2 separate regions of the Homo sapiens genome follow, and region 1 is linked to region 2. Evidence: chromatin contacts called from ENCODE Hi-C data. All regions are on one chromosome and are shown on one strand. The core of a region is the stretch at or near the end of the contact, and the rest is flanking DNA. Distances in the headings are between cores, read along the strand shown.

Region 1 (2,700 bases), core at 68-2,567, 510 kb before region 2:
TAGCTTTTTTTTTTGAGACAGTGTCTCACTCTGTCACCCAGGCTGGAGTACAGCGGCATGATCATGGCTCACTGCAGCCTCGACCTCCCAGGGCTCAGGAGATCTGCCCACCACAGCATCCCAGTGTAGCTGAGACTACAGGCGTGTGTCACCACTCCTGGCTAATATTTGTATTTTTGTAGAGATGGGGTTTCACCGTGTTGCCCAGACTGGTCTTGAACTCTGGAGCTCAAGCGCTCTGTCTGTCTCGGCCCCCAAAAGTGCTGAGACTACAGGCATGAGTCACTGCATCTAGTCAAGTCCTTTACTTTTAATTCATATTTTATCAGTGAAGAATTTGGTTGTAGAAGGGAAAAATTATTGATCATATCTCTTTATCACTTTGCCCAGGAAGCCTTGCCACAATTCTGATTATTTGTACATGTTTCAGTTGCAACACCTTTGTAAATAACATTCTCATAAATGTAAAATAAGGATGACTAATATTAACTGGGGCTTCTTTACACCCAGATTCTTAGTGCTCTTTATGAGTATAGTAAGAGAGATTCAATGGGTCATTATTCCTTATGGGGTCTGGGGAACAATATCAACTCTTTATCGTATATCTGCTATAGTCGACTTTGGAAAACTTACAAATTAACTCAGAAATAACTTCTCACTACATAGAAAATAACAACAAACAAACAGAGAAATGCATTCTAGGTTTATAACATTGAATGTTTTTGCACTGACATTCACAAATCCTACTTGAGGGGACAGACCTTTCTTTGTGGTACAGCTAAGCTCGATAGGATAATATCCATAAACACCAGAATACTGTCATGATTTATGTTCATACATAATTTAAGTAAAGAAGGTATGGATTATAAAATTACCTGACAAATCTGGATCTCAACATTTTTATATGTAAAATTAAATATTCTGTATGATAATTTCAGTCTAAAGTTCTGTGGTTTTGATTTCTTATTACATTGAGATTCATTGTTAATACTGGGGCCATTAAAATAGTGAATGGAATTATATAAAACTAGTACTCCTGGGGTATCAAGTGAATTGCTGCAGGACTATTTCGGATCTTGGTCACTTAGCAATTTATACCCATATTCTTGTAACTGTTAAAGTTTCTTAAAGAAACTGACTGCAAGAGAAATCAGCAGATGTAACTTTTGTGTGACAATGCAGCTTTTTCTAGTCACTATCTCTTTGAATATGGCACTATGCACCAAGCATAGAAATGTTCTCACTCTTAATAAGCTTCAGTAGTCAAAACTATGCAGAAGAATTCTTTAAATGTAAGGGTTTTTTTTTCTTGTTTCAACAACAGCTGAGTCAGACAGATGATCTGTACACTGTTTTATACCAAGAAATCATTTACAATGAAGATCCTTCTCTTTTTCTGTATTTTGCTTTTCTTTGGAGTCCTTATTCCACCAGGTAATATGAATATTATTGCTAGAGGGGTCAAGGGGCCAGCATTAAAGTCGGGGAGCTGGGTTATTTAAAGTAGAATTGACATTATAAAACATTTTATTAATACCATCATCATGTTACATTACATTTATTCACAGTTCTCAGGTAAAAATATTTGAATAATTTTTCAAGCACAGCATCCTAGAAAAGGCTGTAATTCACCTTAATTACATGAAAATATACATTCATATATATGCATATATGTAAATGATTAGAAGAAAATAATGCTACGTTGATTTCACAGATCCATGAAATGTGTATTTATTCAACACTCAAATTTAACTGAATTTGATCTATTAATAGATTAGAAAAAACTGGGAAAGTTATGAATTATGCTTGGAAATCATTGATCCCCACAGTGATATTTATAGCAGAGGTTAATCAGATAAAATGTCTTGCTAAAAGTTTCAGATTGTATTTTATTAACAATTGAGACAAGCTGCACTTGTCTACTGCTCACTTCCAGTTAAATTCTCCTTTTTCTTTATCTTGCTGCTTTCTCTGATTATCAAGATATCTTTCAGTATTGAGATCAGAGGAGGTAACCTTAAAATAAATCTGTAGTAACTCATTATTTTACTGTTATTCTGCCCTAACATTTAAACATAAATAGCTTTTTAGCTAATAATTTCTCACCAAAAGGGGACAAGGAGGTGAACTTCAGTTAATAATGTAAACCAACAAGGGAGTTAATTTAAATCAGATAATAATTTTTCTTCTTTATAAAAATTAATTAAAGTGTGCTCATTAGAATTCTCTCTATATTTAGAACTTTTCTGAGGTACAAAGAATTATACAGATTTCAATAAACACTGATAGGTTTTCTTCATAATAATGATTTTAATAGCTAGCATTTGTTCAGCCTTTTGCCTGTATTAATTTATTTTTCCTAACAATAGCCATGCAAGGTGAACTTATTAATAGCCAAGTCATTTATTCATTTAACTGGATTTTTAAACATATGTACTATATGTTTATCATTTTGTAAAACCTTTTATAATATATAGGACCATTAAATAGAGGCAACTACATTTGTGTCCTTATTTCTGAAAATATTTTTCCTCCTACTTTTAAAGTAATTTTTTCACTTTACAGTGAGCTCTTAACAACCTCTTAGCACTCTTATGAAATTATTGACAACCATATGTAGACTGAAACTTGAAAAAATGTACTCAAAGACAAATACATCTTCCACAATATTTGAAAAGGCCCGACATGGGACAGAGAAAA
Region 2 (2,700 bases), core at 155-2,654:
TATTTTTCTGGACTGAGTCAGGAGACTTGAACGGGTCACGTTACCTTGGCAAGTCTCCCTATGTTCTCATCTCTGAGGTATAAAGAATACCAGCCTTGCTTTCTTCCCAGTGTTATTATGGAGTTCAGCTGAAACAATTCTTCTGATAACTCTTTGTAAACTCTAAAACCTGTAAACAAATTTTAAAATTTAATTTTTAAAGTTCATTGTTCTTTAGAATTGTGGACCCAAAGCATAGTTTTTGATGAGGTCCTCAGGGAAAGATGTAGAAGTCAAGGACTTAAGCTAGATAATGAGAATCAGACTCGTAATTTTTGGGTAGAAGAGAAAATGTTGGAAGTTACAAATTTAGGGGGAAAAAGGAAAAGAGGGAGAGCGGCAATACTGTAAATATCCCCAGTGGTCTGAGATTAAATGGAAAGTGAAGTAACTGTTTTAAAAAGGTTTCTTCAGCTTAAATTTTGAGTGACTAATATCTTTCTTTTTTCCTGGGAAAAGATAAAAGAGGCTTAAGTTTACTTAGCATGTGGCCCTGAGACTCTCTCTCTCTCTTTTTTCTCTCTCAAAAGCACTTTCATTCCAAAGAGATGTGGCAACTCCTAAATGATGCTGGCAAGACATTTTGAAATTGCAGGTTAAAAGACAAAGAATATGAGGTTAGCTAGATAACTGCAAAGGATGACTCATGTAGTACTCTGATTAGTTGTTGCTTTAATGGGATTTTAAAAGTGTAATTCCGTGTCAGCTGCCTGCATTATCCAAAGTTTTAAAGTATATTCATCATCATTCTCTCCTGTCAGAGAACAAGATTTAAGATGAGGCTCTCTGACTGAGTTTGAATAAGCAAATTACTAAACAGGAAATTGCATCACCAGTAACTGAGTCAGCATTTAATGATGATAATAAAAAACCACTTTAGCCCATATCCATCTTGAGCACAAACAAAAGTTTACCTCTCCAATAGACAGAATTTAATCTTTGACTCAATATCAGTTAATATTAAATATTTCAAATAAAACAATCACTCATTATAGTTATAAAGAAAAGGTCACAATCAATATCAAACCTGGATTAGATAATAATTTAAAAATTTTTAAAAGATCAAGGCAATTTTTCCTCCAATTATATTATTACATAATCAATGTACAAGATCAAATTAGGTTATAACAACTGGAGGAATCTTCAATAATATATTATATCCACAGAGGCTTCATTTTCCAAATATTTAGCTCCATGTGAAGACATACAAATGTGCTATGTTATATCAACAAAGCAAAGAGTGGGTGGGTGGAAAATACTGTCTGTTGTTTGGCAGGTTTGCAAACAAGTTGATCTGGAATGTCCATGAAGTCAAAGAAACTGTTAGTAATAATCCTTCATTATCTTATATATACTTCATAATTCATCCCTCAAGGGCAAGGCTTGGGAAAAATGGCAAGGCAGGCTGAGTTGTGGTCATTGAGTTGGTCATTAATCAATTCTGCTCCTTACTTCTACTCCTCCTTCTTTCTTTACCTCTTTGTTAAGGATAAACTTGTATTATTTGCTTGTTTTCTTTCTTTTTCCTTTTTCCTTTTTTTTTTTTTTCTCTTGAGACAGAGTCTTGCTCTGTTGTCAGGCTGGAGTGCAATGGCACAATCTTGGCTCACTGCAACCTCCGCCTCCCGAGTTCAAGCGGTTCTCCTGTCTCAGCCTCCTGAGTAGCTGGGACTATAGGCACATGCCACCAGGCCCAGCTAATTTTTGTATTTTAGTAGAGATGGAGTTTCACCATGTTGGCCAGGATGGTCTTGATCTCTTGACCTTGTGTCCCACCCACCTCAGCCTCCCAAAGTGCTGGGATTACAGGCGTGAGCCACCGTGCCCGGTCCCTTTTAAAAAAAAAAAATGAAAAAAAATGAAAAAAAAGACAGGGTCTCACTCTGTTGCCCAGGCTGCAGTGCAGTGGCACTGTCATGCTCACTGCAGCCTTGGCCTTGCAGGCTCAAGTGTTCCTGCCTCAGCCTCCTGTGTAGCTGGGAATACAGGTGTGAGCCATGACACCCAGGTAATTTGCTGTAGTGATAAAATGTTCCTATATTGTCCCGGCTGGTCTCAAAGTCCTGGCCTCAAGCAATCCTTCTACCACAGTCTCCCAAAGTTTTGGGATTGCAGGCATGAGCCACTGAACACAGCTATTTTCTTACTTTCTATACTATAATTTTATTAAGAAAACCATGGAATTAGCCCTCTCTCAGTTAAATACTGATAGCAATCTTTTCCTCTGGCTGTGATTTACATCTGTTTTACTCTTTCTCTGTAATTTCTCACTGTCCCCTCCTCCTCCATTTTTATTTATTTATTTTTATTATTTATTTATTTATTTTAGTTTTTATGTAATCCTTCCTAATCCATTTTTCCATTTTGTGCTGCCACAACAGAACAGCACAGAATAGGCAATATACAATTAATAGAAATCTATTGGCTCATGGTTTGGAGGCTGGAAAGTCTAAGACTGAGGGGCCAGTATCTGGCAAGGGCCTTCTTGCTGCATCAGCTGACAGGAAAAAGTAGAAGGGCAAGAAAGAGGAGAGTACAGGGGGCCAAACTTCCTCTTTAATAATAAACCCACTTCCTCAATAAGAATATTCATCCGTTCATGAAGGCAGAGCCCTCATGGCCTGATCATCTCTTCTTAGGCCACACCGCCCAACACTGTTG

What was found. Hi-C counts contacts between places; a loop is a spot of excess contacts on that map. Pooled maps may share reads with other maps.
Region 1: a map with no recorded cell type shows a loop between it and region 2 (2.2-fold over the local background). The contact joins the promoter of DEFB112 here to the enhancer-like site in region 2. A Hi-C loop is called at or near these places in 1 of 37 single-sample maps with no recorded cell type and 2 of 50 pooled maps.

What each region holds. Positions count from the first base shown.
Region 1 is chr6:50,048,546-50,051,245 of GRCh38, reverse strand. DEFB112 (defensin beta 112) reads left to right here and starts at 1,317. Exons shown (of 2, transcript NM_001369057.2): 1 at 1,317-1,434. The coding sequence starts at 1,377.
Region 2 is chr6:49,539,460-49,542,159 of GRCh38, reverse strand. No RefSeq gene overlaps it. Among named protein-coding and RNA genes, the nearest start is that of C6orf141, 9.9 kb to the left of the region's middle. Within about 2 kb of position 1,404, at least 3 of the 41 ENCODE cell types and tissues checked have a DNase peak (open chromatin) inside an H3K27ac peak, as active enhancers do.